2 separate regions of the Mus musculus genome follow, and region 2 is linked to region 1. A link is a loop called in an ENCODE intact Hi-C map of the cell type or tissue named here. Cell type or tissue: heart. All regions are shown on one strand. Links, peaks and the distances in the headings refer to the core of each region. The heading gives the core; the rest is flanking DNA. Region 1 overlaps Ttc25 (tetratricopeptide repeat domain 25). Region 2 holds the start of Naglu (alpha-N-acetylglucosaminidase (Sanfilippo disease IIIB)).

What was found. A loop is a pair of places that touch in the nucleus more often than their neighbours do. Peaks named below come from ENCODE experiments on the same cell type or tissue, not always from the same donor. Only the 100,000 strongest peaks of a DNase experiment are listed, where the experiment ranks them.
Region 2: it touches region 1 in a loop (2.1-fold over the local background); 1 of 42 quality-filtered maps calls a loop at or near these places.

What each region holds. Positions count from the first base shown.
Region 1 is chr11:100,565,839-100,576,269 of GRCm38, forward strand. Ttc25 (tetratricopeptide repeat domain 25) reads left to right here. Exons shown (of 12, transcript NM_028918.3): 10 at 1,071-1,171; 11 at 4,018-4,102; 12 at 5,602-6,728. The coding sequence ends at 5,954. Cnp (2',3'-cyclic nucleotide 3' phosphodiesterase) reads left to right here and starts at 9,101. Exons shown (of 4, transcript NM_009923.2): 1 at 9,101-9,230; 2 at 10,398-10,431. The coding sequence starts at 9,228. In heart, for the core only: a CTCF peak has its summit at 4,774 (motif pointing right); DNase peaks (open chromatin) are centred at 5,023 and 5,513; H3K4me3 peaks cover 1,686 bases; H3K27ac peaks cover 452 bases; H3K27me3 peaks cover 982 bases.
Region 2 is chr11:101,063,667-101,074,097 of GRCm38, forward strand. It overlaps Atp6v0a1 (ATPase, H+ transporting, lysosomal V0 subunit A1), which reads left to right. Exons shown (of 22, transcript NM_016920.4): 22 at 1-53. It overlaps Naglu (alpha-N-acetylglucosaminidase (Sanfilippo disease IIIB)), which reads left to right and starts at 6,428. Exons shown (of 6, transcript NM_013792.2): 1 at 6,428-6,835; 2 at 7,414-7,561; 3 at 8,230-8,376; 4 at 8,551-8,636; 5 at 10,181-10,431. The coding sequence starts at 6,459. In heart, for the core only: a CTCF peak has its summit at 3,581 (motif pointing left); a DNase peak (open chromatin) is centred at 3,425; H3K4me3 peaks cover 636 bases; H3K27ac peaks cover 2,127 bases.

The DNA.
Region 1 (10,431 bases), core at 2,654-6,653:
CCAGCCTGCTAAGTGCTGGAGCTGAGCCTGGACCAATTTGCGGAGTGACAGAGTGAAAGATCAGTGGCCTTAAAAGAGCTCCACTTACCGGGCATGGTGGCGCACGCCTTTAATCCCAGCACTCGGGAGGCAGAGGCAGGCAGATCTCTGAGTTCGAGGCCAGCCTGGTCTACAGAGTGAGTTCCAGGACAGCCAGGGCTATACAGAGAAACCCTGTCTCAAAACAAAACAAAACAAAACAAAACAACAAAGACAACAAAACAAAACAAAACAAAACCAAAGAGATATGTCACCACCATCTGGCTCTCCCCCATTTTGTTTTGTTTGTATTTTAAAAAAGGGCGGGGGGGGGGGCTGGAGAAATGGCTCAGCAGTTAAGAGCACTGACTGCTCTTCCAGAGGCCCTGAGTTAGATCCCCAGCAACCACATGGTGGCTCACAACCATCTGTAATGAGATCTGATGCCCTCTTCTGGTGTGTCTGAAGACAGCTACAGTGAATTTATATATAATAAATAAATTAAAAAAAGGAAAAGGAAAAGGAGACAGGCCTTATGAGTCTCACGCTGGTCTTGAACTTGACACATAGCCAATAAGGACCTTACCCTTCCCTGTCTGTACCTCCCAAGTGCTGGGGTTACAGGCGCATCTCCTCTCCCAGTTTCTGTAGTTCTTGGAGTCAAATCCAGGGCTTCATGCTTCACTCATCATAGCCTCTACCAACTGAGCATGTCCCCCACTCTACAGAGTGTTTTCTGAAAGCTACCTGAAAGTATGGATTGCATCTCCAGGAACCGTTTCCAGATGGGGTTATAGTCCCCACCCTGGAGGCACACATCGTGTGCACCGTTCCTGTTCTAAAATCGGTCCCCTCACTGAGGGCCTGGGAGCTACAGTGCCGGTCCCTGTGTCCCAGTCCTCAGTGCTGCACAGACCAAAGATGGGGCAGGGCTCCTCGGGGGTCATCTGGAGCTGATCTCAGTGGACACAGGTCCTGGCCGACCAGGGGCTCTGTCAGCGTTACAGACTGTCTCAGTTTGTTCTCTGCCTTCTTCCCCGCCCGCCTCCCAGTGAAGCTGAGAGACTTCGAGTCAGCTGTGAATAACTTTGAGAAGGCCCTGGAGAGAGCCAAGCTGGTCCACAACAACGAGGCGCAGCAGGCCATCATCAGCGTGAGCATCTGTCAGCCGCTGGGCTGGGGAGGGGTGGAGTGGGTGGCCCGGCTCTCGGCCCCCTTAGCCTTTCCCCAGCTGCTTATCGCCCATCCTTCACAGGACACAGGCCGGCAGGGCGCTGGCTTTGACCTTTGCCACTGCTGACCACCTGTCCGGCAGCCGATCCGAGTAGTGGTTTGATTTGAAACAAACAAAAGAATCGAAACTTTTACTAAACAGTCACCTCTTCCATTTACTATGCACTGTGACACTTCCTACTGTCTTATTTATGTATTAATAATGTAATTATCCATTAACTAATTCATTAGATATGAGGACCTCTTTCCATTGCCCAGGTTAACCTCAACCTCCTAGACTCCAATGGTCCTCCTGCCTTAGGCTCCAAAGCCGCTGAGACTGTAAGACACTAGGTGTGGGCCATCACACTACACGTGGCTTTCCGGTTTCCTTCGTTTAATGTGGATTGACATTTCCTCTTCCTTCTTTTTCTATTTTCCGTGTGTGTGTGTGTGTGTGTGTGTGTGTGTGTGTCAGCTGCCCAGGTCCCCCTTTCAGTTTCTAGCCTTCTACCCTTCCCCTAACAGACTGTCTTGTGCCCATGAACAAGCACTTTAATCTCTGTCTAGAATTTTCTTTTTTTTTTTTTAAAGATTTATTTATTTATTATATGTAAGTACACTGTAGTTGTCTTCAGACACACCAGAAGAGGGCATCAGATCTCATTATGGGTGGTTGTGAGCCACCATGTGGTTGCTGGGATTTGAACTTCGGACCTTCGGAAGAGCAGTCGGGTGCTTTTACCCACTGAGCCATCTCACCAGCCCCCTGTCTAGAATTTTCTAAGTCCTCCTAGGTTTGACCCTTCCCCTTCCAGGAAGCTCTCGGCTAACTCCTAAGTGTTAGCTTCGAGATCCTCTCCCAGGGGACCTTCCATGACCCCCTCAGTTTTCAGTCACCCAGCCCCGCCCAGGAAGCAGCTGCAGAGTTCGGTTTCTTACTCATTAGCCATATTTCAAGTGCCCGGCAGCCACGCGTAGCTGGTGGGACCGCATGGTACAGATGGAGAGTAGTCCCACTATTGCAGGCATTCCTGGTGGGCAGTGCCAGCCTAGACTAGAAGTGCCAGGGGGCAGAGTCCACAAGTTGAGTGAGGCAAAGCCAGGAGGTAGCTCAGGCTTGTCCAGCCCCGCCCCCACCTGTCTCCTCCCAAAGATACTGTTCCAGGTGGACCTCAGCCAAGTCCCATAAAGCCCTCTTCAGGGGTCCCCCACCTACCTCTTCTTGACCACCAGGTTCCTCAGGCGCTTTTCACAGGGAAGTTCTGGAGGCACACAGGTACAGGCATCCCCCCAGTATAATCATCTGCTAGAGTGGGTTTTGATGGGGGTGCCTCTCCTCTGAAGCAGGCCCCTGCTGAGAGGCCAGAGCACACAACTCAGCAGCACTGGCATGGCCAAGGGGGCCAGACTGGAGACACGGGTAGCAGCAGGAGCTTGAGAAAGGAGCAGGTCACCTTGTCAGTGACACCCCGAGGATGCACCCAATAGGAGATAGGCCTCAGGCTGAGCTTTGGAGGACAAGCAGGATTGGTCTGGAATAGCGGGGCACAGGGTGGGGGCAGAGAGCTGTGCTGGAGGGACAGGGGGTGCCAGAGAAGAGACCTTTTGGGAGGAAAGTTTATGATGTGGTGAGGCCAATACTTTCATATCGCAGTAGAAAAATCCCTCCCAAGAGACCCCCAGTGAACACCCCTGCTTCTTCTGTATTTCTCAGGGTAGCTTAGGCCTGACATATCGCTGCCCAGTTCTCGTTGAGGGACAGTCCCCGTGACACACACCTCAGAATGCCCACCTTCACTCCAGCCCTGCCACGTGTGTGCTCCACGAGTCTCGCTTGTGGCCCCTCTGACTTGATCCTCTCCCACATGACCACCCATGGAGAGCACAAGTATTTACCTTGCAGTTATTGTGGTAAGGTGGGCTGAGCCCATGCCTGTCTGGCTGTGATCCTGGCCCCATGTGAAGTTTAGTGTCCGCACAAAAACCAAGGCAAAAGCATAAGCCCTTGTCTGTGACCAAGGAGAGTGGGAGCGAGAGCCCTGGTCTCCTGGGAGGCAGGGCTTGGGGCTCTCCGAGAGGCAGCGCTGAGGTTACCCTGAAGGCTGGGCATTGACTTCATTAATTGATCCTCCGTGGCTCCTTGTGGGACCAGGTCTGAGACCCCTCCACCTACCCCTGCCTCTTGCGTTACCATTTCTAGATATGAAACCCAACTGGGCAGGCCCCAGAACCATGTTGTCCACCAGGCATCCAGTTACACATATCCTAAAGCCTCAGTATCCTAGAGCTCAGTGCCAGCCTCTGAGATGACTGACAAAGATGGAGGCTCTTCAAGACCTCACAGAAAGCAGGGTGTGGGGACATGCTTATAATCCCATCAGAGGCAGAAGCTGCAGCTCGGACCGACATACTTAATGAGTCCCTGTTTCAATTTAAAAAAAAAAAAGATTTATTTATTACTATACATAAATACACGGTAGCTGTCTTCAGACACACCAGAAGAGGGCGTCAGATCTCATTATGGGTGGTTGTGAGCCACCATGTGGTTGCTAGGATTTGAACTCAGGATCTTCAGAAGAGCAGTCAGTGCTCTTAACTGCTGACTCATCTCCCCAGCCCAAGAGACCCTGTTTCAAAACAAAAAGCAACCAGGTGGCGCATGTAATCCCAGCATGTAGCAAGTAGAGGCAGGAATTTGAGGCCAGCCTGGGATAGAGAGCAATAGCCTGTCTCCAAAAAAAAAAAAAAAAAGAAAGTGTTCACCAGCTCCTCTGACTTCCACAGGCCTTGGACGATGCCAACAAGGGCATCATCGAAGAACTTAAGAAAACGAACTACAGGGAGATACTCAGGGAAAAGGCAGAGAGACGTGAGTCACTACCCCTTCCGTCCCTCCCCCACCCTTCTCTGCCAGTTATCCTGCCTCACTCACCAGTCACTCCCAAGGCCAGGTTGGCATTGCCCTCTGAGTATGCTCACTCACGCAGTTGCCAACAGCAGCTGAATCTCTTCCTGGATCAGGACGGGGATGGCCTGGCTTTGCCCCCAGCCCAGCTGCCCTGTAACTTCGTTCTTCCTTCTTCCATTCTGTCTTCAGGTTATTCGTGGGGTATTTACCATTTTTATCACTTGCAGTGTGCCAGGTAGGTGTTAGATTCTCAGACAGACCAGGGACTCTTCTCTGCAGGGCCCACAGCCCACAGGACCATTACTCTGTAGCAGGGAATGGCCATCACTTCCTGACGTTCCTCTAGTCTCTCCCCACCAAGTCCTGGGTTTACAGGTGTTTGCCTCCAGTTCTCAGGGCTCAGGACTCAGGGTCATCCATCCATTGCACCATCTCTCCAGTGCCTGCCTCGTGGTAGCTGATTCCCTCAAAGAGAGGTCAGTCCTCTGTTTGGAGATTGCATGGAGCAGTTAAAAAGCCACTGGAGTGATGGATAGGGGCTGGGGAGTGGGGGGTGGGCAGAAAAGCAACTTCTCCTCTGGGCCAGCCACAGGCAGAGGAAAGACCTCATGCCTTCTCATGGGGGCACTTCCTTCTCTGAACAGAAGAGGGCACTGTTGTCTATCTTTTTACCTTGGGATGGCTGAGCCCCTTTTCCACTGACTTCGCCATGAGCGGCTTCCAGGAAGAAGAGCATGAAGGATACCCAGGATGCGATGGTGACTTTTCTGTATTTATCAGCCAAGGAGCAAGAATCATTAAGACGGCGGCTCTCCAGCAGCCCCTCTTACTCACAGCCTGCTCACATGTTTACAAAAGAACTGGACACTGACTGCTCCCCAGGGACAAACACAATGGTGGCAGGATGGGGCCAGTGGGGGGGGAGAAAAAAAAAAAAGACCCCGTGTCCCCTGTCAACACCTATGCCATTTTTGTCCAGGAAGGAAGGATGTCTTTTGCATCACAGCAGTGGGAGGCAGGGTTGTGGGAAGATCTGATACAGTGTGACAGTACCATTGTGGGAGGGTCTGATACAGTGTGACAGTACCAGAGCAGTGGCTGCTCACAGGGCATGGAGCAAAGAGTAAAGCACCAGTGCCATTTCCTGTAGGGAAAGAAGCCTGTGTTCTTGGGTCAGGCCGTCCAGGGTTCTAATTCTGGTTTCGGTCTTTCTTGGACTGTGGTGAGTTCTCCTTTGTGCCAGTATCGGGCTCCCTTGCAATTGCGTGGTAATCCAGCGGTGTGACATATGCGGTGGCATCTCACCCGATGGCACAGCAGAGCCTCTCCGGGACCCGAGCAATGATTGGCTCCCTCCCTTGGAAAGAGTGTGACATGTGACACCATGTGACCGAGGCCACCCTCAGGTCTTTGCATGGGCCGCGCGTTTCACCCTGCACCCACCCCGTTCTGTTTTTCAGAGGACATCATGTCACAGATGGATTTGCAGGGAGCATCTGAGAAGGAGCCGCTGCGAGGGCGAGAGGAGCAGGAGAGGGTGGTGAAGCAGTGGGAGAGGGACCAGGAAAGTGAGAGAGAAGCCACGGATGACGAGCAAGACAGGAAAAGCTCGGGAGGACTCAGCAAAAAACTGTTGGGAGACGGTCACTCGTCAAACCTAGGGATTAGGAGAGAGTCCAGAGAAATCTACAGAAGGCTCTCGGACTACTCCAGCCACCTACCCTCAGAGGACGGCAGCCAAAAACAAGAGAAGAAACAAGCAGAAGCAGCCAAAGGGGAGGTCCAAAAGTTGGAGAAGACAAAAGAGGAATAATCTAAAGCCCAGGCTACTTAACAACAGAGAAGGGATGAAGACCGCTCAGTAGGCTCCGAGGTTCAGGCGGACAGTGTTCCCAGGTGTTTTGGAGAGGAAACACTGGGAGACTCACTCCTACAGACCCCCCGCCCCCGTTTCTCCATTAAATATGCGCCTTTAACTTTTATAGATCTTGAGTGACACTGTGCTGCCTCCCACCCCTCGTTCTCAGTAGGGACCAATGGAAGAGATGAGCAGGGTGGGTGGAGAAGCAGGTGAGTGTCTGAGAGCGCAGAACCCTGAAAGAACAGGAAAGGAAAGCCCCGAGAACCGTTGACTCAGTTTCCCCAGGATGTACAAGGCTTGGGAGTGGGGTGGAGATATACAGAAACCCCAGCTCTGCTGACATCATCCATCTTATAAAGCCTGTAGGCCTTCAGAGTAGATTGGAGTAAAAGCTGTGTCTACCGGCAGACTGTCTGGGAGAAGAGTCCCAGAATGTGCGGCCTCCTCTGTGCAGCCTTAAGCTGCCCTGGGAATATTATGTTCTAGAACAGCACAGAAATCCCACTGAGAAGGCTGTGACTTCCTAGAGTTAGCGAATAAACATCTGGCCTCAAAAGGATCAGCCTGGGCTGGAGAGATGGCTCAGTGGTTAACAGCAGTCCTGAGTTCAATTCCCAGCAACCATGTGGTGGCTCACAACTGTCTGTAATGGGATCTGATGCCCTCTTCTAGTGGATCTGAAAACAGCAACAGTGTTCTCATACACATAAAATAAATAAATAAATCTGGAAAAAAAAAAGATCAGGCCATCTTAGGGTTTTAACTACTGTGAACAGACACCGTGACCAAGGCAACTCTTAGACAACATTTAATTGGGGATGGTGGTTTACAGGTTCAGACGATTATTATTAAGGTGGGATTGTGGCAGAATCCAGGCAGGCTGGAGGACCTGAGAGTTCTATATCTTCATCTGAAGGCTGCTATGAGAAGACTGACTTCCAGGAAGCTAGAATGAGGGTCTTAAAGCCCATGTCCACAGTGACACACTTTCTCCAACAGAGTCACACCTCCTAATGGTGCCACACCCTGGGCCAAGCATATACAAACCATCATGCAAGGCCTTTGCCATGTGGTCCAGAAGCAGGGATAAAGATGACTTAGGCTGGATGAAGCCAGGATTCCAGTCAAGTGAGAGGCAATTCAAAGGCAGAATGACTTTGGTCCCCAAACTTATCCCCAGGTCAAGTCCAGGAACTTGTGCCTACTAGACAAGTCTTCTAACACCAAGCTATAGTCCCAGTCCCTAGATAAAAGTATTTTAAATCATGTCTTTTTAAAATTACATTTTAAATGAGGCCGGAGAGATAGCGCAGAGGCTAAGAGCAAGGGCTGCTCTTTAAGAGGACCTGAGTTCAATTCCCAGCAACCACATGGCAGCTCACACCTGTCTATAACTCTAGTTCCAGAAGGTTCTAAACCCCCACATAGACACATATGCAGGCGAAACACCAATACACATAAAATAAAACTCATCTATTAAGCCAGGCAGTGGTGGTACACATTGTTAGTCCCAGCATCAGGGAGGCAGAGGCAGCCGGATCTCTGTGAGTTTGAGGCCAGCCTGGTCTACACAGTGAATTCCAGGATAGCCAGAGCTGGACAGAGAGATCTCTCAAAGAAATAAAAAGTACATTTTAATTTATTTTTGTGTGCATTTATGTGTGCGGACCTACACACCTACTACCTGCCTGTGGCTGTCAGAGAAGAACAAGTCGAGGGAGTTGGTTTTCTATCATTCATGGCCTAGAAGTTCAACTCAGGGTAACGTGGCCATGTTAACAAAGCTATATCTCAACTGCTCCTGAGAAATTATATATAATTATATATCCGTTTGTTTTGTTTTGTTTTGTTGAGACAGGGTGTCTCTCTGTAGGCCTGGCTGTCCTGGAACTCACTCTGCAGATCAGGCTGGCCTGGAACTCACTGAGATCTGCTTGCCTCTGCCTCCCAAGTGCTGGGATTAAAGAAAAAAGTGAAAGTGAACAATGTCACCACGTCCTCGAAGCTAGGATGCACTTGCCTAGCTTGCAGGAACCCCAGCATCTTAAACAGCTGACATGTTCTTGTATGTATGAATTTCCAGCAAGAGGATAAGAAGTTCAAGGTCACCCTTTGTTACATAGAGAGTTTGAACTTAGCCTGGGTTACATGAGATTCATCTTTAAAACAAACCTTTTTTGGGGGATATCCAGCAAAGAAGACTGCTTAGACCCAAGCGGAAGCCAATAGAAAGTCTTTATTAGCCAGCCCCTCAGCCCCTTCACTAGACTTTTTTTTTTTTTTTTTTTTTTTTCCTGAGACAGGGTTTCTCTGTGTAGACCTGGCTGTCCTGGAACTCACCCTGTAGACCAGGCTGGCCTTGAACTCAGAAATCCACCTGCCTCTGCCTTCCAAGTGCTGGGATTAAAGGTGTGTGCCACCACCACCCAGCACTTTTCTCAGGGTAGGCTTTTAATCATAAAAACCACATCCTGTGTTGACACACCTAAGTCAGAAGCAGACTATAGGAGCCAAAAATCAAGGTTAGGACATTTAGGGCCTTTCCCAGAATTATGGACTTTGATGAATTAGGTCTTTGTTTTTGTTTTAGGAGGCGGTGATGCCTATCGGCCTGGTTTCGTGGCCTGAATGGTACTTCCTTCACATGTCAGTTGTGATAAGGTCTATGAGCCTGTTTCAAAATTTTAAACTATCTGACTGCACCCATTTCATCCCAGCCTGCCTGGGAACCCAGGAAAGGCAACTGCCTCCTGTTTTAAGAGTTCATCTCTCTCCTGGTGATGTCTTTAATCCAAGCACTTGGGAGGCAGAGGCAGGCAGATCTCTGTACCAGGCCAGCCTGATCTACATGGTGAGTTCCAGGACAGTCAGGGCTACATAGTGAGTTCCTGTCTCAGAGAAGGGAAAAAGTTAAACTTTAACTTTTAAGGAACAAAGAGGTGGCGTGGCGGACTCTTTCTTGGCATTGAGAGTCCAGGTGTGCTTTTACTTTCTGCCAAGGCTCAGACCGCTGCTTCCTGGCACTCAGGTTTCCATTCCCCGGGGGCGCGTGCGCAGAGGCTCGGGCTGACCCCGCCCTGTCCGCGCGCCCCGCCCCCAGGCTATGAAAGGGACCCTGCGTGGGGGGGCCCCGGACACCCGGAGACGCCCGTGTCCCTCACGCAGGCGGGCGGCCCCGGAGACATAGTACCCGCAAAGGCGGTGACGGCGGTGCGCCCACTCATCATGGTGAGCGCAGCGCGTGCGTGGGGGCCGGGGCGGGAGAGAGGCTAACTGAAAGCGAGATTCTTGGGGATGCATGGGCAGAAGTAGTTTGCAAATGAGGACACCAGGTTCCGGAGTTGAAGTTGCCTCTGGGTCCTCCAAGGCAGCCCTAAGGCAAGGGGCGCGAGCGGGGATATTTTGGGGGAGTCTTAGTGTCTTTGGAGAAGGAAATATCGCCGCAGGGAAGTGAAAGTCGATGCTCCTTGGCGACACCAGCTGGCAAATGGGTCTGGGTAGCACCAGAGAGTGCAGGGCTGTTGTGGAGCCCGCGCTGGGAGTGGGTTCCTGCACAAGGCTATAGAGAAGCCAGAAGCCAGCTAAATTCTCAGGGGCGGAAGCCGTTGTAGATGACAACTGAAACCGCTATGTCTTGTTTTTGTCAGAGAGGTGCTGCTAACACACAGCAGAATAGGGGGCACAGATCTCTGAATACAGGTGCCCTGTGCCCTAATCCTACAGATTGGGGGAGGGGGCGCACTGAGAGAGCAGAGGAGGAGGTGGTTGTGAATATGCCCTTTGTCCAGTGCCCTCCTGCCCTGCCCCCCACCAGCCCTCTGTGGGACCATTGTCCCCCTATACCCAGACAAGAGAGTATTATCTGTTGGTGCCATTGTTGGGTGGAGGGAGGCGGTCTTTGGGTCACCCTCCCCTGCCCTCACCCTCCTCTGCACACTCAAGAGAGCCAAGGCAGCTGTGGCTTTGCCCATACATAGAGCCCCAGGCCTCCAAACAGGACATCCTTAAGAGGTGCCAAGAATATATAAGTTAGGGCTGACAGGGAGCCACAGGCACTTGCTGCCCTTGCGTGCCCTGTCACCAAGGTGTTCTGAGGGGGAGCAGAGAGTGATCCTTGGAGCCAGAGACTAAGAGGTTAGGTAGCTTCAGAAAGATTCCCTCTACCTTACAACCCAGCTGTTGAAGATACTGAAGGATCTACTGCGAGGAAGAAAATCCACCATTCCCCTCCGGGGAAAGCATCCACCATTCAAGGGTGCTTTAAGTTAGGCTTGGGGATTCCTCAACTGACAAGCGGTCCCCCTCTGGGAGAACTCGGCCAGAGACTAGGGTGTGGTGCTTGCGGGCTGGCTTTGAGGAGCCGGGGCTGACATCTCCTCCTCCCTTCTTACACAGAACACAAGCTTTACCCGCAAAAGCCACACATTCC
Region 2 (10,431 bases), core at 1,539-5,538, 500 kb after region 1:
GCCTTCTGTCCAGACATCTTATCCGGAATAAAGTGTGTTTGACTCTCAGAAAAGCTGCCTGTCTCTGAGTGTGTGTGTAGGGGGGTGCGGGGAGGCTGTCACTCTAGCTCTGCCCTCCGGAGCCCATCTGGTGCCCACACCCACTTCCTCCTGCCTGCCAGCCTTTCTGCTTTTCTTCCTGATCTGAGGCCACAGTCGCCCTGGCCCTGGCTGGGCGGTGAGTCTGTGAAATTAGCACCTTATCTCAAGTCGCCCAGGCGCCTTCCCACTGCCCTGAGCCAAGTTTGCATTGCTTGGGCAGTCTCTATCTCCCTTCCCTTCCCTGTGTATCCCAAGCAGAGAAGGGGGCCTGGGTGTCTGCCCCGACTTCTCTCCAAGTGCATTCTCCAGCCCTCCATGGCCTGGCTATTTTGAGCCCTAAAGCCTTTGGCCTCGGTATAAGTGGAGGCTTGGCAGGCTCCTCAGGGCAGCTGGAGAATGTGACATGCTGAAGTAGGCAAGCTAAGGGCCAGAGAACCGGTAGACTATGCGGGGAGAAGGCTGGGTGGGGAGGCCACTTCCCGTCTCTGAGACATACACATTCTTTCTCTGCCCTGCCCCCTACACACACACACACACACACACACACACAGGGCTGGTTTATGGCACAGGAATGTAACACCTGCTTCTCATAAGAACAGGGAGAAGAGCTGGGACATCCTGTTCATTCCATCTTCTTAGTCCACCCTAGTCTATACCCCTCTCTCCCAACCAGCAGGTCACCTCCCCTGGAGCAGTGCTCCCCGACTCCATCTTTAAATGAAAGCCCCAAAGAAAACCCTGATCCTCTTGCTCACAGGGAGGACTAACTAGAATGGCAGAGTCAAGAATCCAGGATCAAATGCTAATTTACAGTCAGCCAAGATTAGACAAAGAGGCCAAGGTAATTCTCCGCAGAGAGAACAGAGCCTGACACTATATATCTGCAGTCCCGGCCCTCTGGGGGTGGATACAGGATTGGGAGTTCAAGGCCAGCCTGAACTACATGAGACCTGGTTTCCAAAACAACACAACAAAAACCCCTTTGTTTTCAGTAACTGGGGCTAATACAACTGAGTGTTCACCTGCAGGGAAAACACATTTGGATTGCTCCCTAACCATAACGAAAATAAACTCAAACACCGGGCCTGGGCCTGGGAGCCCAAGACTCAAGGGCCTGGAACAGAAGGCTCCTGAGTTTAAAGCCAGCCCATGCTGTATAACTACGTCATGTCTTATCAGCCACAGATAAAGAAATGAAAATAAACTTAATAAAATTAAATTAATAAAAAAATTAAAAGTGGATCATGGACTTAAATGGAAGAGTTAACGCTATAAAACTTAAGAGGCCTTCAAGCTAGGCAATGAGTCTCACATGTGAGCAACAAGATAAAAAACGCAGATGTTGGCCTTCAAAGTTTTGGTAAGCTTTTGTGATTGAAGGTCAGAACCGAAGCGCCTGGAGATAGAGAAAGATAGAGAAAAGGTCACAGGCAGATACCCAGGCGGTCTGAGCTGTGCCATTCAAGGAAAGGGTGAAAGGCCTCCAAAGACTGGGGATTGGCGAAGGATCCAAGATACCCAGCCATCTCCAAGGAATGTGTGTCTGGGCAAAGGGGACGCCGCTGTAGGACCTGCTCACTGCTCCTCCGGCTCACACACCCCTCCCCACAGAAGATGGGCTCTGTGTAAAGGTAGAAGGTTGCTTTCCTTCCCTTTCTTTAAAAAAGAAAAGGGGTGCCCCCCATACCCCATGCCTGTAGTTCCCGGAACTTGGGGTTGAGGCCTGAAGGAATAGCATTGAAGGCCATCCTCACCCTTGATGGCACAGTGAGTTTGAAGTCAACTTGGGCTACATGAGACATGGTCACAAAAAAAAATTTTTTTTTTAATGTGGCACGATGGCTTAGCAGGTAAAAGTACTTGCCACACAAGCCTAATGACCTGTGAGAGTCCCAGACCCAAGTAAAGTTGAAAGGAGAGGATTAACTCCACAGAGTTGCTTCTGACCTCCACCACCCACCCCACACCCCATCATACACAATGATGATAATCAAAATGTTAAAATTTAGAATAAAGCCTAGAGCTCTCTCTGAATTTTTCTTTCAATATGCTCTTTTTAAAAAGGAAAACAGAGGCAGGCACGGCCTTTAGTGCCAGCACTCAGGAGACAGAAGTAGGCAGATCTAGGTCTTTGTGAGTTCGAGGCCAGCCTAATCTACAGAGCCAGTTCCAGGACAGCCAGGGCTACACAAAGAAACCCTGTCTGTTTCAACCCTGCAGGACTGGAAAATGAAGAAAAAGGAGAGGGAGAGAGAGAGAGAGAGGGAGAGAGAGAGAGAGAGAGAGAGAGAGAGAGAGAGAGAGAATGTGGAGAAAAGGAGAGAGGAAGATATATCAGGATGGCGGTGGCATGTGCCTTTATCCCCCACCCCATGGGGGAGGGGGTAATGTGTTCACGTGAGAGCGTGGGTACACACTGAGTCCAGAGATCAAAACTGGATCTCTTCCTCTGTTGCTCTCTGCCTTATTTGAGCCTCCCTCTCTGGCACGCTTGAGACAGGGTTTTCTAGAATCCCTGGTTAGCTCTGAGCTCACTATGATGTATAGGCATGCCCCACCATGCCTGGCTAAAGTATACACCTGGAAGACTTGTTAGTTTAAGTCTTAGTTACCTCTCTGCTGCTGTATACCCACCCTGGCTAAAATCAACGTACAGAAAAGTTTGCTCTGGCTACATTCCCAAGGGAGGGTCTATAATGGTGGAGGCGAGGCAGCAGGCAGCCAGAACCTATGTTTGACCATAACCTGGAAGCAAAGAGGGCAAACTAAAGTGGAGTGAGACGGTAATATACTCTCATCAACCTCCTGGCAGGGGCTGTCAACTGCAACGTCATGTTGTGGTGACCACCACCACCATAGTTTTATTGCTCCATAACTGTCATTTTGCTATTGTTATGGTTTGTAATATAAATATCTGTGTTTCCCAGTGGTCTTAGGTGACCCCTGTGAAAGAATCACTTGACAACCCCAAGGGGTCGCGACCCACAGGTTGAGAAAGGACCGACCTAACCGTCCTATTATCTCCCCTAAACAATAACACTAATCCGGGACCAGGCGTTGTAATACATGAACCTATGGGGGCCATTTCTCATTCAAACCACCACAGTATAGAATCTGAATCATGGAAGTAAAGGGAGAGGACTAAGACTTCCTCGGAAAGAAATGGCTCCTCAGTGGGGCTGATCAGAGTCGGGGGAGAGCAGAGTCCTTAGCGAGGCTGAGTTCTCAGAATCCCGAAGCTTCCGGTTTCCTCCAGCCCGCTGAAGATGGGATGGCCTGGGCTGGAATGTGTGGAAAGTTAGGGGTGAGGAGCAGGCTCCGTTGGGCCTGTTTCTAAGGGGCGTGTTCTTTTTCCTCTACAATTTCCAGACGCCATCCTGAGATCCTGGAACAAGCTTTAGAGATGGCAGCCGCAGGTCTCCTGGAAGCAATGACCCACCTGCAGGGGCAGCGCTCAGCCTGCCCAAATCATGTGCTGGGTGTAGGCTGCCCCCTGGTGGCCACACAGGGAAAGAATGTCTCATTCTTCACACCAAATGGTTAATTAAGGTTGTAGCAGGCTTTTCAGGGCAGGGCAGAAAGAATTCTGGGATTGTTCTGGAGTGCAAAGGCAGAGGGACAGGATGGTCAGAGACAAAAACCAAACAACAACAACAAACCAGAGCTGGAGAACAAACTGAGACCCAGCCAGCTTACTTCACACATTAGTGAAAGAGTGGTAACAGCTGTCACACACTAGAAGGCTCAAAAGGTACTCAAGGCAGATGGTGAAAGTGAGTTGTATCTGTGCCAGCACCCAGGAAGCAGTGGCAAGAGAACTAGCAAATTTGAGGTCAACTTCATCTACATAGAAACTTCCAGGCAAGCAGGTCTATTTAATGAAATCAAAAAAGGAAAAAGAAAAAAAAAAAGAAAGAAAAGAAAAGAAGAAACAAACAGGGGCAAAACCAACAGCAACAAAACCCCATGGCACACTTTTTGGTTTTTGGTTTTTATTTTGTTTTTCGAGACAGGGTTTCACTGGGTACTCCTTGCTGTCCTGGAACTTGCTCTGGCTGGCCTGGATCTCAGAGATCCGCCTGTCTCTGCCTCTTGAGTGCTGGTATTAAGGGCGACCACCATTGCTGCCCAGCTAGTGACACATGCTCTCAATCTCAACACTTGGGAAGCAGAGCTCTGTGGAATCAAAGCCAGCCTGTACACAGTGGTACCCAGAGCTGCTTGGTGACACCTTGTCTCAAAAAAAAAAAATGGTGTGGGAGTGGAGTGACTAAAGAAGAGATGGTTTAATATTTAAGAGCACTGGCTGCTCATCTTCCAGAGAACCTGGAATCTATTCCTGGCACCCACATGGTGCCTCACAAGCCTCTGTAATTCAGGTCCCAGAGGATCTGTAGCCCTTTTCTGGCCTTGCAGTCATTTGTGGTATATAGACATATATATACGGGGACAACACACCCATAGACAGTTAGTTAGTTAATTCGTTCATTAGTACCCCACTCTAGTGCACCTGTGCACATGCCGTGACTGGTATGTGGAGGTCAGAGGACAACTTCTAAGGATCATTTTCCTTCCTCCTCTTCCTTCCCCTGGGTCCCAGGGACTAAATTCGGGTTGTCAGGTTTTGTGGCAAGTGCATTTGTCTGCTGAGCCATCTCACTCTGCCCCCACCACCACCACCATTTTTTTGAGGTTTGCTCTTGTTCATACTGGTCTTAAACTCCTTGGCTCAAACTACTGTCAGCACACAAGTCCATAAAGCTACCACAATTCCCCTGTTCTAAGAAAAAAAAATAGGTGTACCTATAATCACAGGAATTTGAGATTCTGGGGCAGGAAGTTTACTTTGGCTTCGAGGTCAACCCAGTCTATAGAATGAGATTTTGTCTCAAAACAACAAGAAGAAATTAGAAAATGAATTGGTAAAGGAACATCGATTTGTCTATAGTTTGGTCTGAAGTCAAAATTTCTGGTTTCTTTGAAGACTCCTTTGTGTCATGTAATGTTTTTCTAAAAACTGTCTTATGAGAGATGTTTTGGCTAAAGCAGACCCATGAAAAGATGATTTGCTAAGAATAGACACATGATGTTCTTCTAGAGACAGCCTAAAAGGGGGGGGGGTGGATATGATGTTTTACCAGAGCATATACTTGAGAAAACACATGATGTTTCTTTTAAAAAGACATAAATATAGCCCAAGGGACAGTAGACACTGCCAGATGGTGTTGGTTCACCTTGCCATTCTTTGTTGGTTATCATTTGTCATCACTTCATAGAAGGAAACGCACCAGGTAACTTCTAACAGCTTTATGACAATGGGTAAGTCTTTTTTTTTTTTTTTTTTTTTTGAACGTACTGAACACGAGTTTTCCTTTGAAATGCATTAATTTAACAGACCACCAGCTTCCAGCATCCTGGAAGCTAAGAATGTTATCTGAAGCCTGCAACTGATTCCCAGATTCACTATAACCCACTTCTGATGTCTCCACCAATCTATTCAAAAAAGTGTTTTGATATGTGCTCCATTACTATAAAAACTTCAAATTATTTCCACATTGGAACATGGAAACTGGGTTGACCTAAAACTGTTCCAGGGCCATGGTCATTCATATTGGGCTTCAGAATAAGCTCTCAGTCCTTTTGAAGCGAGAGTTGTGGGTTTTGCTGTCAATAGAGGACAATCTCGGGTGTTACCTTCTACCTTAAGATAAGGTCTCTTCCCCATCTGTCACTTTATACATCAGGGCAGCTGTCTCCAGCGCTCATCTCCCGGGAGCACTGGGATTGCAGCCTCCCAATGCTGGGACAGCTTTATGTGGATTCTGCCAATTCAAATGAATGTCCTCAGGTGCAAGCGCTTTATCCACTGAGCTATCTTCTCACCCAGAGAAATCCTTATTTGGTTTCCAGATCTTTAGCCAGAAATGACAACTGAGACTTCTCTAATATAAACAACAGTCTGATACGAAATAAAATCCAAATACACATTTATTAGATGAGGGGTTAGAATATAGCTTAGTGGTAGAGCCAAGTCTTGGCTGGCTTCAATTCTCGTCGCTTAAAAGAGTGGCTAGATATTTGGAAGGGAAGTGACTTGCGGAAGAAAGAGGGCCGAATCTGAAAGGGCTTGGGCATGCGCAGCGTCTCATCGGGCCGAGGATGTTTCATAGGGTCACGCACCCTCCAGCCACGAGCGCGGTCAGCAGACCCTGACCAGTGTCTGAGTCCGGAAACCAGGTTCTCCGGGCGGGTAGCAGGAGCCAACCTTCAGGTCACGTGGCCCGAGGTCGGCAGCCGATTGGATGCTGGCAGCCCTGCCCCGCGGGCCCGGAGCTTGGTATTGGTTGTGAGGGGGCAGCGGCCGCGCGGTTGGCATCATGGAAGCCGCGGGGCTGGCCGTGATTCTGGGGTTCCTACTCCTGGCTGGGGGCTCTGTGGGTGATGAGGCTCGGGAGGCAAAGGCCGTGCGGGAACTGGTGGTCCGGCTACTGGGACCCGGGCCGGCGGCCAATTTCTTGGTGTCCGTGGAGCGCGCGCTGGCGGACGAGTCGGGCCTGGACACCTACAGCCTGAGCGGCGGCGGCGGGGTGCCAGTGCTTGTGCGCGGCTCCACGGGCGTGGCGGCAGCCGCGGGGCTGCACCGCTACCTGCGTGACTTCTGTGGCTGTCAGGTGGCCTGGTCCAGCGCTCAGCTGCACCTGCCGTGGCCGCTGCCCGCTGTGCCCGACGGGCTGACCGAAACCACGCCCAACAGGTATTGATGCTGTGGGTCCCAGACGGCTGGGGCAGCTGCCTGCAGCCTCGGGACAGCCACCGTTGGTGAGGACCAGCACACCTAAGTCGGGGCTGCAGCTACAGACTCGCCTGGAGACTGAGAAGGAAGTGCTGGCTCGGGGATCTGTGCCTTCAAATCTTGGCTCCCCTCTAGCTGTATATTCTTGAGCCAAATCATTTAGCTTCCCAGCCCCCACTGCTGGAAATAATGACAAACTATAGGAACTGTGAGCCCTCTTCATGAGAGAGACCAATTTTGCCTTATGGCACTGACACCCTAAGACACCACAGGATGCACAGCAGGAGCTCTGGGCATGTTGAATAAAAATGAAGTTATGTATTCACAATAGCTACTAGCTAGGGAGGTCTGCGGGAAGTTCCAGCTTCACCCGAGGTGGATTTGGAATGAGCAGGAGAGGAGGCACATTGAAACCTTTGCCCACTGTCCTGTATGCGTACTGTGTTGGGGTTAGTAGCTGCCTCTGGCTGCCTCTGAAGTGTTCCAGAGGGGTGAGTGAGGCATCCCATATGTCCCCAATAATGTGCCCCTACCCGCAGGTACCGCTATTACCAGAATGTGTGCACGCACAGCTACTCCTTCGTGTGGTGGGACTGGGCCCGTTGGGAGCAAGAGATTGACTGGATGGCACTGAATGGCATCAACCTGGCTCTGGCTTGGAATGGCCAGGAGGCCATCTGGCAAAGGGTTTGTGCCAACCTGGCCCCTCACACTCTCCTGCCTGCCTTACATACACCCCTGCCCCTGGGAAACCGAGGCCTTCCAGGGTGGGACAAAGTATCTGGCAGTATATGTCTGTAATCCCAGGACTCAGGTAGAGGCAGGAAGATTCAAGATTGAGTTCCAAGGCAGGAACTCAATCAGGGCAGGTACCTGGAGGCAGGAACTGAAGCAGAGACTTTGGAGCAACACTGCTTGCTTCCTGACTTGGTCAGTCTTTCTTATATACCCAGAACCACCTGCTCAGGGATGGCACAGCCCCCAATAGGCTGAGCCCTTCCATATCAGTCACCAGTCAAGAAAGTGCCCCCACAGGATTGCCTTCAAGCCAATCGGATGGGGGTATTTTGTCAATGGAGGCTGCTTCTTCCCGGATGACCCTAGCTTAAGTAAGGATGACGGGGGGGGGGGGGGGGGGGGGGGAGCCAGAGACTCTCCGTGGTTTGAGGGAAGCCTCTTTGTGTCCCAGAGAGTCACCCATCCCACAGACATGGAGCTGTTTCCTGGACCGTGAGCTCCCTGTAGGCTGAGGTCCAGATCTGTCTTAGTAGCAGTAGTCCCCAGCTCAGAGAGGTGGTGAGCAAGAACTTGTCCAATGACGTGGTTTATAGGTAGGGGCTCTTCCTGCTCCACAGGTATACCTGGCCTTGGGCCTGACCCAGTCAGAGATCGATACGTACTTCACCGGTCCTGCCTTCCTGGCCTGGGGACGCATGGGTAACTTGCACACCTGGGATGGCCCCCTGCCCCGTTCCTGGCACCTCAGTCAAGTCTACCTGCAGGTAAAGAGTGGCTAAGGAATGGTGGAATGGGGGCTGAGTGTTCACAGAGCCAGGGATGGGTGCTTAGCTAGCCTCGGGGCTCTTGCCTGATCTATAGATCTGTGTTCCCTTCCTGAGGGAGCAAGGGACACCCCCCAGCAGAGGTCCTGTCACATTGACCTCTATCCCTCCCAGCATCGAATCCTGGACCGGATGCGCTCCTTTGGCATGATCCCAGTGCTGCCTGCCTTCGCAGGGCATGTCCCCAAGGCCATCACCAGGTGAGGTCCTCCCTCCCTGCTCAGCTCTAAGGGAAAAGGGTCGCCCTGCAGAAGGAAATGCTGAAACTCCGGATATTGGCTCGGCTTGACTCCTGCCTCTGCTGTCAGCCACTGCAGATTGCTGGATGACTCTGACTCGGTTTCCTTGCTTGTCAAATAGAATCATTGCTGGGTATGATGGCATACTCTTCTGAGCCTGGTACTTAGGAGCCTGGGGCAGGAACACTACCAGTTCCAGGCCAACCTGAGCTACATAGAGAAACCCACCCATGGGGCGGGGGCCTGCTGAAGAGATGCCTCGGCTCTTAGCACCTGCTGCTCTTGCAAAGGACCATGGTTCAGTTCCCAGCACCCACGTGGTAGTTCCCAAATCCTGAGGAGCTGATCGCCTTCCTAGCACACATCATGCATACGGTGCACAGACATAAATGCAGGCAAGCATTCATACCCAGAAAATAACAATAAATCAATCTAAAGTATTCCCAGGATTCCTACATTGTTAACATCAAATTTAGACAACTCAACAAATTTTTAAAGGTTTTCATTTATTTTATGTGTGTGAGTGTTTTGCCTGTGCATATAGGTCTGTGTACCATATTTGTGCCTGGTGCTCTCGGAGAACAGAAGAGGGCACGGGATGCCCTGATGCTGGAGTGAGAGATGGCTGTGAACTACCATGTGGTTGCTGGGAATCAAACCTGGGTCCTCTGGAAGAGCAGCCAGTGCTCTTAACTGCTGAACTCTCTCTTCAGTCCCTAACTTTAATATGTGTATGTGTGAATAATTTATATATGTTATGTATAAGTACATAACTTAATTATTTAATTAGGGAATATTTAAAGAAAAGGAATGGAAAATTACTAAGTAACAAGATGGCTCCTTTACCTGCTGTCCTGAGTGCTGCCAGGCACACAATGTTAGTGAGTAGCTGCTCTTGGTGGCCTAGGGAGTGTGCTGGTCTCTGCGCTCGTGTTTGAACTGTCTTCTCTTCTGTGGCTGGAGAGACCTTCAAGGTCTGGATGAGGCTCCTCCTCCTTCATGAAGTTCTGTCATCCAGCACCTGCAAGGACCCTTATCACCAAGCCAGTTAGGACCTGGCTCCCACCACTGTCACGGCGTGTGGTGCTGGTTGCCGGCTGCCCCTCCATCTTGCTCACCAAGCTGTGGAAACTTCATTCTTTTCATTCAGTGCACCTTTACCCAGGTGTCTACAGATGTCAGATCCGGTCCTGTGTTAGGTCCTGAGGATGCTCATGTGTGCCCGTGGCTCTGTCCCTAACAAGAGATCATTGGCAGAGGGAGATAGCAGAACCTTTTTAGACAGGTGACTCTCAGGGACAGTGAGGAAGGACCAGGTGGATAAGCCTTAGGGGTGGAGGGAAGGATACCAGGCAGGGGACAGAGCATGAGTAAGCATGGGGGCGAGAGGAACCCAGGCACAGTCCAGGAAGCCACAGACGTGAGACTGGTGAGGGGTGTAAAGCCAAGACAAGCACCGTATCAGCCTCTATCAACTCTAAACCTTCCCCCCACCCCACCCCCAGGGTGTTTCCACAGGTCAATGTCATCAAGTTGGGGAGCTGGGGACATTTCAACTGCTCCTACAGCTGCTCCTTCCTTCTGGCTCCAGGAGACCCCATGTTTCCCCTCATCGGGAACCTCTTCCTACGGGAGCTGACCAAGGAGTTTGGCACAGATCATATCTATGGGGCTGACACCTTCAATGAGATGCAGCCTCCCTTCTCTGACCCCTCCTACCTCGCCGCTACCACTGCAGCCGTCTATGAAGCCATGG